Regions from separate parts of the Homo sapiens genome. Here region 1 is linked to region 2. A link is a loop called in an ENCODE intact Hi-C map of the cell type or tissue named here. Cell type or tissue: OCI-LY7. All regions are shown on one strand. Links, peaks and the distances in the headings refer to the core of each region. The heading gives the core; the rest is flanking DNA. Region 1 overlaps EZR (ezrin). Region 2 has its middle 7.2 kb from the start of WTAP.

The links. Peaks named below come from ENCODE experiments on the same cell type or tissue, not always from the same donor. Only the 100,000 strongest peaks of a DNase experiment are listed, where the experiment ranks them.
Region 1: it touches region 2 in a loop (3-fold over the local background); 2 of 110 quality-filtered maps call a loop at or near these places.

The regions. Positions count from the first base shown.
Region 1 is chr6:158,796,869-158,802,251 of GRCh38, forward strand. The region is part of intron 2 of EZR (ezrin); the gene reads right to left. Among named protein-coding and RNA genes, the nearest start is that of EZR-AS1, 18 kb to the right of the region's middle. RefSeq lists an enhancer at 1,845-2,044. In OCI-LY7, for the core only: CTCF peaks have their summits at 2,501 (motif pointing right) and 2,700; a DNase peak (open chromatin) is centred at 2,356; H3K4me3 peaks cover 4,253 bases; H3K27ac peaks cover 5,000 bases.
Region 2 is chr6:159,717,570-159,722,952 of GRCh38, forward strand. It overlaps a transcript of SOD2 not described here and the pseudogene RNU4ATAC18P. Among named protein-coding and RNA genes, the nearest start is that of WTAP, 7.2 kb to the right of the region's middle. In OCI-LY7, for the core only: a CTCF peak has its summit at 3,230 (motif pointing right); a DNase peak (open chromatin) is centred at 3,242.

The sequences.
Region 1 (5,383 bases), core at 218-5,217, 920 kb before region 2:
AAAACATGATTTCTGAGTCTTCCCAGTTTAATTTTATCAAAATGGCATCTTAAAATGCCTTCTAAGAGTGTAAGGAATGAAAAAGGTACCAAGTTGACAATCAAATTTTGTATTTTGCTTCTAATCTATGAATATAATTGCTGAATATTTGGCCAAATTATTTCCCAGGTATTTTCCTCATTTTGGTAAATAAATATAGGTATGCAATTTTTCCTTTGGGAAGCATCCATTTCCTCTGAATATTTTAAACTTATAGGTTACCTCTACAATCACACTTTTTACAGCATAAATTCAAACTGTAATAAAAGCCCAAGACAGGAGGGAAAAGTCCAAGATCAGTTCCTCCACAAACATTACAGGAGAGCAACCCTTGAGTCTTAGACAAAAGAACCAGATTTAATTTCAGTGGCCAGAACACTGCAGGAAAAAAGTTTGCAATAATTTTTTTATGTACTCAAAAATCAGGAAAACCATGTAAAATAAGAAAGGGAAATTCAAATGGGAGCATTTGAATGTCTGAATTTCAGGCAGTGGATTCAGTGGTTAACAGATTAATCCCTATATTATCACACCTGCCATTTACTCAAAAACCAGTCTGAGTAGAGCCATCCAGCCACCACCAAGATTACATTGCGAGCTTGACCTTCCATATCATTTAAAATGTCAACGCTGTTTTCCAACATTCCAGCCTTCTTCCGAAGGTGCCACTTCAGCAACTTTTAACAGCTTTCAAATATTTGGATAAGACCTTTCAAATACTTAGAAATGCTCTGATAGAAAGTAGATACAGTAAATTTTCTCCCACAAATGGGAGTATGATAGGGAAAATTCTTACAACCAATGATAAATGAATTAAAAACTTTGCAGCTATTTTGGTTCACTTAATTGGGTAATTATAGAGACAAAACTGTATATTTTTCCTTTCATGTTGAGTCACTATGTACTTTAAATAGCAGCTATTGAAATGTAACTTACCATAAAATTTACCCATGGAAAATGTATAATTCAGTGGTTTTTAGTATATTCAGAGTTATGCAACTGACACTGCTATCTAGTTTTGGAATAGTTTGTCAGCCCAAAAAGAAACTCCATGGCCACTGGCAGTCACTCTGCATTCCTCCTGATCCCTCAGCCCCTGGAAACCACCAATCTACTTTCTGTCTCTAAGGAATGGCCTATTCTGGACATTTCAGAGAGACAGAATTTTGTAATATGCAGTCTTTCATGACTGAATCCCATGACTTAGCATAATGTTTAAAAGGGTTATTCATGTTGTAGCATGTACCAGCACTTCATTCTTTTTTTACTGCCCAGGAATATTCCATTGTGTGGCTGTCACTTCTGTCTACCCATTCAGGTGATGGACATTTAACTTGCTCCTTGTTGCTTTTAGCAATTGCAAATAAGAAACAGCTGAAAAACAATGGCATTCAAACTAGACTGTGGTCATTTTCAAAAGAATAAAAATCTTTAGGGAGAAACAAAATGAATTTTTAAAAACTAAACTTTTTGGGTTTACTGTTTTTAAGTTCTAAATGAAAATATTCTATGTTCTTAGAAGTTGCTGGCTGCCAAACTGACACCAACACAGTAGCGGCGCTCCAATCATGCATGGCCATGCTGCACTCTGCCGCCTTAGCCCTCACTGCTTCTGGGCGCTATGGGGTGCCCCACCAGGGCAGAGCTGAGAGGCTGGCTCAGCTCTGCTTCAGAGACCTCCCTCGATGGAAAAGGGACTTAGTTTGCTGCTCCGCTTTTTTTTTTTTTTTTTTTTTTTTTGAGAAAGGGTCTCTCGCTCTGTTGCCCAGGCTGGAGTGCAGTGGCGTGATCTCAGCTCACTGCAACCTCTGCCTCCAGGGTTCAAGAGATTCTCCCACCTTAGCCTCCTTAGCTGGGACCACAGGCACCTGCCACCACAGCCGGCTAATTTTTCTATTTTTTGTAGAGATGGAGTTTCACCATGTTGCCCAGGGTGGCCTCGAACTCCTGACCTCAAGGGATCCGCCCACCTCAGTTTCTCAAAGTGCTGGGATTACAAGTGTAAGCCACTGCTCCACATTTAACTCCAATGATGCTGAGCACAACCCAGCACTCTAATTACAAAAATTTGTTTTGTTATAACTGAACATTCCCTTTCTATTTTAGACTTTCTTGGCTGAACATCTCTCTCCCCCAGCCCTATTCACGGCTGCTCACAAAAACATGACAATACCAGGCATGGTTCATGAAGTCTGGTGTGGGAAGAGGCCTGGCTCACACCCCTTTGAAGTCATTTAAGACATATGGCCAGCTGTACCTTATATGCAGCCATTCACAGGCCCTCGAGGCGCTCAAACTTGAACATGTGAAAAAAAATCACCCAGGGGCTTGTTAAAACAGTTTCCTGGACCCCAGGCTAAGGGTCTGACTCAGGTTGGGAGGGGCCTACATTTCCATGTTTACCGGCTCACAGCTGATGCCAAGGTCACGCTATGACCAACAGTGCCCGGGCGGCAGGGGGCAGAACCTGCCATCAGGAAAACGCAAAAGGACATGACCTGTTTGGCCAAGATTAATGTATTTACCTCTGCTGATTTATAATCCTTTATATAAAAACATCCTTACTAAGTCTCCATTTGTTGTACTAGCAGACAGGTTTTCTCTAATGAAACCTCAGATCACAACAGATGGACTCACATATTTTAATAGTCTCTCTGGATCCTAATCCCCTTATCTCACTGTCTCCATAAACAATATGCCAACTGAATAAATTATAGCACTAGCTATGACAGACATTGGTCGTTTTCCACAAATGCTGGCTAACAGCCAAGCTCTGTAAAACATTACCATTGACTTAGCAAACCTCAACCAGCTTAGTGCAGAAATGCAGATACTCTAATTCGGTCAAGGCAGGCAAAGCAGAAAAGCCCGAGAGGCAAGTGAATTGTCTGTAGGTTTTTTTAAAGCTCTTCTTTCTCCCCATCACCAGCCTTTTTTGGAGTGTCACAGTAATGGCTAACATTGAAAATATAACTTTGTTTCCATGTATTATATGAAGCGAACATCTTTCTTACATGAACAATGCTGCTCCCAGTAACAGACTGTTTTATATACAAAATTATATCAATGTAATTGCAATTGAAAACCCAATGACGACTTTTTACATTATTATGGTTTCCAGCAAGCATATGGTTAGAATGCCCAAGTTTTACTCCAGAAGGGCAGTCCAGAAACCACCCTGTTATAAATAACATTCTTTCAAGGACAGAGAGGGCTGAGATGAGAACCACTATGTTGCTAAAGGTATTTATCAAAATATTCAAAACATTATTAGAGAAGTAAAATAGCAAGGTGGTCCTTAAAATATTATTTTCTATTAAATGAAGTCTCTCTATATATATCATCAATTTATGACACTGACCTGACAGTATACTTGGCAAAGACATCAACACCACTGGTCAGGGCTCTTCTCTAATTCCCGCCCATAGCAGTGGCCATGTCACCAAGGAAAGGAAGGGCTAGAAGAAATTCCAGGGACACACATTTAAGCTCCCTTTTTCCTCAGAGATCCCTGTTCTGATAAGCGTTCTCTCTCAACATCAGCCTTCTTGAGCTAAGTGTCCTTGTTGACTTTTAGGAGGTGGAAATAACAGTATAAATACATGACGCTAGGCTGGGCACGGTGGCTCATGCCTATAATCCTACCACTTTGGGAGGCTGAGGCAGGTGGATCACTTGAGACCAGCAGTTCGAGACCAGCCTGGCCAACATGGCGAAACCCCATCTCCACTAAAAATACAAAATATTAGCCGGGTGTGGTGGTGCACATTGGTAATCCCAGATACACCAGGGAATAAGGCAGGACAATCGCTTGAACCTGGGAGGTGGAGGCTGCAGTGTGCCGAGATTGCACCACTGCACTCCAGCCTGGGTGACAGAGTGAGACTGTCTCAAAAAGAAAAAAAAATTGTACTAATAAAATAATCCTGAGGCATATCTGCAAATGCAATGGATGAAGATGTAGAACACGGCTACTCCTTTCTATCAAGCTTTCTGTATCTTAAATTATACCTGATTATTTTATATGACCTCTTCTTTTAAGGTTAAAGAAGAACATGAGCGCAAAGGCAAAGAAATCTTGGCCAGGCACAGTGGCTCACTCCTGTAACCCTAGCACTTTGGAAGGCCAATGTGGGAAGATCACTTGGGCCTAGGAGGTCGAGCCTGCAGTGAGCCATGCTTGCGCCACCACACTGGGTAACAGAACCCTGTCTTTTTAATTTTTTTTGAGACAGGGTCTCGCTCTGTCAAGGCTGGAGTGCAGTGGCACAATCTCGGCTCACTGTAGCCTCCACCTCCCGGGTTCAAGCGATTCTCCTGCCTCAGTCTCCAGAGTATCTGGGATTACAGGCGTGCATCACCATGCCCAGCTAACTTTTGTATTTTTGGTAGAGACGGGGTTTCACCATGTTGCCAGCCAGGCTGGTCTTGAACTAGGCAGGGTGCTGGGATTACAGGCATGAGAACCCTGTCTCCAAAAACAAACAAAAAAAATCTGCTTGTCTATCGGGCTCAGGAAAATGTTCAGATGCCAAAGGCCAGCCATCTATCTAAGCTCCACAAATCTTGTAAAAAGTGCACAGAATTGTAACAAAAATTGTCACATAATTCAGTAACATTTCAGTGCGCCATTTTATCTGCAGCACAATAACAAAAACATGGGTACGCTAGTTATAAAACTCATTCTGATAAGTTTTCATATAATTATATAACACCAGGATATGTACTAGTCTTTTACTGCCTGAGTAATAGGAATAATAAAATCATCCAGTGTTGGAACTCACAAGAGTCCACTTGTCACAACCCTGATAACCACTATAACCAGCACTCCCCACAGGGGTCAAAGTGCTAGCTCCTCATCCTCAGTTATTCCTCTAGCTTTCCTAGGAATCATGGACAGTCATACTATTCCCAGGAACATGACGCACAAAAGTCACTGGCCAGGTGGCAGAGTTCCGAGTACAGACCAGTGTTAGCTGCTGTGGGACGTCCTGGGGCCCATGATGGAGCTGCAGACACTGTGCGTTGCGACAGCTGTTGTTCCCCATCAGGAAGCTAAACCAGCAGGACAATTCAAGCTTGGCCACACATGGATTGATAATGACAGTTAATGGAATGACTTAGTTGCCTGTAGGCAGTGTCTGTCTACCAAAAAACGTAACCCACCACAACGTAGTGCCCTTTAGATTGAAACAATCTGGCCTCCCCACCCATTCCTTCTTGCCAGGTGTAAAGGGCATTCATTGGTTAGTACCTGCCCAGGTGCTAATTACTAATGAAAGCAAGGTCATAACTACAGACTTCAGCATCTAAGGAGCCAACTTAACTCTATGGAAAACCAAGT
Region 2 (5,383 bases), core at 119-5,118:
TTCAAAATCTGCTCTTCTATTTGAAAATATACAATAAATTGTTTGTTATTATAGTTACCCAATGGTGCTGTAGAACACTAGCACTTATTCCTCCCATCTAGCTGTACTGTTGTATCTGTTAATAACCTCTGGCTGTCCCCTCCCTACCCCTACCCTTTCCAGTCTCTAGTAACCGCTATTCTACTCTCTACTTCCATGAGATCAACTTTTTTAGCTTTCACCTATCAGTGAGAACATGCAGTACTTCTCTTTCTGTGCTTGGCTTATTTCACTTAATATAATGTCCTCCTGTGGCTAAATAGTATTCATACATATATATGTATGGATATGTGTGTGTGTGTGTGTGTGTGTGTGTGTGTATATGTGTATATATATATACACTCACACATACACAATTTTTTTTTCTTTTTCTTTCTCTCTCCTTTTCTCTTTCTTTCTGGGATAGGGTCTCTCCCCTCTGTCACCCAGGCTGGAATGCAGAGGTGCATTCATAGCTCACTATAGCCTTGAACTCCTGGGCTCATGAAATCTTCTCACCTCAGCCTCCCAAGTAGCTGGGACTATAGGCGCACACCACCATGCCTGGCTAATTTTTATTTTTTTGTAGAGGTGGGGTCTCACTTTGTTGCCCAGGCTGGTCTCAAACCCTCCTTGAGCAATTCTCCCACTTCTAAATTCCCAGCCTCCTAAAGTGCTGGGATTACAGGTATAAGCCACCATGCCTGGTCATATATACCACATTTTCCTTATCCATTCATCTGTTGATGGACACTTAGGCTGAGTCTTTATCTTGGTTATTGTGAATGGTGCTTCAACATACATGGGAACGCAGATATCTCATCAACATATGAATTTCTGAAATAATATTTTAATAATAGTCTAGTAAAAATTATGATAACAATCTACTGAATTATTTTTTAAAAAAAACTTAGAATGTCAGAAGTCTTTGTGGTCTGCAGAGAAAATGAAGACTAAATGTTATAGCTTTAATTATAATTTTAAAAATCTAAATGTTCACTAAATCTGAAAGATTAGATATATTGGGTTATGTTGCATTGCTGCTCACAGTAAAATCTTGTAAGTCAGTATAAAATCCACTAGATTAGAAAAAGAAAAGTAGGCTAGGAAGTTTGGTTTGGCTTCCCTATCTGTAAAACCACAACTGTCTATGCTTGACACAAACTAAGGTAAATAAATAATGTGTCTTAGGCTAATTGCTAACTGTGAATAGGAGATAACCTGGCATAGAAGAGTAGAAAGAGCATTCCAGGCAGAAAGAATGGACTCAGCAGAGGTACTAACTGGTGAAACAGCATGACATGGTCATAGTCACACCAGACGTGAGCTCTTGAGAGCGTCGTGGATTAACATTAACATTTTTAACCAACAACTCTGATAATCTCTCCAGGATCCCTGGATTTCTGGGTGCCAATAACAAAAGCTAGACTTACTGTTTTTTTTTTCCTCTGTACTTCTGCAATAGATTGAATGTTTGCGTCCACCCAAAATTCATGTTGAAATCTTAACCCCTAATGTGGAGGTAGGTGGTGAGGCCCTTGGAAGGGGATTAGGTCATGAAGGTAGGGCCTTCATGAATGAGATCAGTGCCCTTATAAAAGGGACCCCATAGAGCTCTCTTTTCCTGTTTTCACCACATAAGAGATAAGAGAAGTCGGCTGGCATGGTAACCCATGCCTATAATCCCAGCACTTTGGGAGGCAGAGGCAGGTGGATCACGAGGTCAGGAGTTCAAGACCAGCCTGGCCAACATGGTGAAACTCTGTCTTTACTATGTCTCTACTCATGTCTCTAGCTGAGTACGGTGGCATGTGCCTGTAATCCCAGCTACTCAGGCTGCTGAGGTGGGAAAATCGCTTGAACCAAGGAGGCGGAGGTTGCAGTGAGCCGAGATCGGGAGAGGTGGCTTGTGCTTGTGGTCGCAGCTACTGGAGAGGCTGAGACAGGAGGATCACCTGGGCAAAGGAGGTGGAGTCTGCAGTGAGCCAAGATCATGCTACCTCACTCCAGCCTGGGCAACAGAGCAACACCCTTTCTCAAAAAAAAAAAAAAAAAAAAGTTGCAGGCTAAGTATTAGGCTGATGGCAAAGAAGTGGCCAATTCACTTAATCTAACTCAGTATTATGGTTTTTTCTTTTATTTTCTTTTTTTTTTTTGAGAGAGTCTTATTCTGTCCCCCAGGTTGGAGTGCAGTCACGCGATCTTGGCTCACTGCAACCTCCACCTCCCGGGTTCAAGAGAGTCTCCTGCCTCAGCCTCCCAAGTAGTTGGATTACAAATGTGTGCCACCATACCCGGCTAATTTTTGTATTTTTTAGCAGAGACAGGGTTTCACCATGTTGGCTAGGCTGGTCTCGAACTCCCGACCTCAAGTGATCTGCCTGCCTCGGTCTCCCAAAGTCCTGGGATTACAGGCATGAGACACCATGCCCAGCCTTGCTTTTTTTTTTTTTTGGTGGGGGGGACAGAGTCTCACTCCGTCTCCCAGGCTGGAGTGCAGTGGCACGATCTCAGCTCATTGCAACCTCTGCCTCCCGGGTTCAAGCGAATCTCCTGTCTCATCCTCCGGAGTAGCTGGGATTACAGACGCCCGCCACCACGCCCGGCTAATTTTTTTGTGTATATATAAATATATATTTTTTTAGCAAAGACAGAGTTTCACCATGTTGGCCAGGCTGGTCACGAATCTTGACCTCAAATGATCCGCCCACCTCGGCCTCCTAGAGTGCTGGGATTACAGGCGTAAGCCACCGTGCCCAGCCTGTATGTACTTTTTAATACAGTAATATGTAAATAACTGTGTGTGTATGGGAAAGCTGTTTTTCATTTCTCCAAAAACTGCACCAAGGCAAAGCAAAGCTCTAGTTGATTTCGGTGTGTTGTGCAGGAGTTAGCAGTACTGCCCTCACTAGGTACCCATTGGACAGTAGTGCAACCCCAAGAAAAGGATGGTAGTAAGTTAACTTTCATCACGCGTTGATATTTCATTTGAAATGGTGACTTGAAGCTGGTTAGATACTGAAACTGAGACTATAGTATGCCTAACTCAGCTGCTCAATAACTATTTATTGCTTATAGTCTTACGACTTTTTTTTTAGAATAATTATCTTTGCTAGTACTATCAGATTTGCATGACAACCCTTTCTCTTGTATTCTCTGTAAACTGGAGGTTGTCCCACTATTACTGATACTAAATTTGATGGTTTGGTTCAAATGGTGACCACCAGATGGCTCCACTATACAGGTGTATTTTCTTTACCTTTTTTTTTTTTTTTTTTTTTTTTTTTGAGACAGTGTCTTGTTGTGTCGCCCAGGCTGTAGTGCAATGGCGCGATCTCGGCTCAGTGCAACCTCTGCTCCTGGGTTCAAGTGATTCTCCTGCCTCAGCCTCCCAAGGAGCTGGGACTACAGGCACATGCCACTGCACCCGACTATTTTTTTTTTGTATTTTTATTTTTATTTAATTTTTATTTATTTATATTTTTTAATTTTTTTTTTGAGACGGAGTCTCGCTCTGTCACCCAGGCTGGAGTGCAATGGCACAATCTCAGCTCGCTGCAAGCTCTGCCTCCTGGGTTCATGCCATTCTCCTGCCTCAGCCTCCCGAGTAGCTGGGACCACTGGTGACCACCACCACGCCTGGCTAATTTTTTGTATTTTTAGTAGAGATGGGGTTTCACCATGTTAGCCAGGATGGTCTCAATCTCCTGACCTCGTGATCTGCCCGCCTCGGCCTCCCAAAGTGCTGGGATTACAGGCATGAGCCACCGTGCCCAGCCGTTTTATTTATTTATTTTTGAGACGGAGTTTTGCTCTCATTGCCCAGGCTGGAGTGCAATGGTGCGATCTTGGCTCACCACAACCTCCATCTCCTGGGTTCAAGCAATTCTCCTGCCTCAGCCTCCTGAGTAGCTGGGATTACAGGCATGTGCCACCATGCCCGGCTAATTTTGTATTTTTAGTAGAGACGGGGTTTCTCCACGTTGGTCAGGCTGGTCTCGAACTCCCAACCTCAGGTGATCTGCCTGCCTTGGCCTCCCAAAGTGCTGGGATTACAGGATTACAGGCATGAGCCACTGCGGCTGACCTTTTTTTTTTTTTTTTTTTTTTTTGTATTTTTAGTAGAGATGGGGTTTCACTATGTTGCCAGGTTGGTCTTGAACTCCTGACCTCATGATCTGCTAGCCTCGGCCTCCCAAAGTGCTGGGATTACAGGCGTAAGCCACCACACCCAGCCTGTAATTTCTTTTACAATTAGGTAAGTAGCCTGTAGAGTGATACTTTGATGGCATTTCCCAGCAATCTTTCATCTAAAGGTTTTGAAGTCCATTGATAGTCCTTGTCTGAGTCAATTATTTCATTAAGGTTTGCATCATGGTTATTGTCTAATTCTATATTTTATTTTATACTTATTAGCTGGCATCCTATAGTAAAGAAGAGTTTTTCCTCATCAACTGGGTATAAACCACATTCTTTATTAAAAAAAAAAAGAAAAAAAAAGCAGGGTAGGTTGGGAGCAGTGGCCCATGCCTGTACTCCCAGCGCTTTGGGAGGTTGAGGTGGGAGCATCACTTGAGCCCAGGAGTTCAAGACCAGCCTGGGCAACATAGCAAGACCCCATCTCTAAAAAAACAAAAAAGCAAGCAAAAACACTTAGCCAGGTATGGTGGCAGGCACCTGTAGTCCCAGCTTCTGACGAGGCACGAGGATCACTTGAGCCCAGGAGGTCAAGACTGCAGTGAGCCATGTTTGTGCCACTGCACTCCAGCCTGGATGACAGAGCAAGACTCTGTCTTAAAAACAAAAACAAATGAAACAAAAAACAAACAGGGTAAATGCTATCTCCCTTTAATAACTAATTTTCAGAGTATCAAATTGGTGTAATAGACACTACCAATGATGGAAAAATAGTTTCCCTCTTCTCATTCTCTCTTCTCTGTACTAGAGAGTAGACTTTTATTTATTCAGTATTTGCAATCAATTGTATTCATTTTCTTTTTGACGCTAAAATTGCCCTAAATTTGCCCCCTGGGAGATCCTTCAAGCTGGCTCCCATGTCTCTAAAATTTATTTTTGAGAGACTGAAAATACAAATGGTAAATGGCCAGAATATACATAAAAACAGAATTCTGACCCATTACCTACAACAACTAGCCCAGTAAACCAACCACTTATTTACCATAAGTGTACTCTCAGCCTGAAAGCCAAACCTGCTATCAACCAGACTTGTAGGAAGTCAGACTGCTATCTCTGGTAGCAATCCAGGAAGCTAAATAATAACTTCTATGACAATCAGCTCAAAATGGCCAGGACTTGATTAAAACTTGACAGCTTCCCTACTTTTTGTCCTCACTTCTAGCTTATG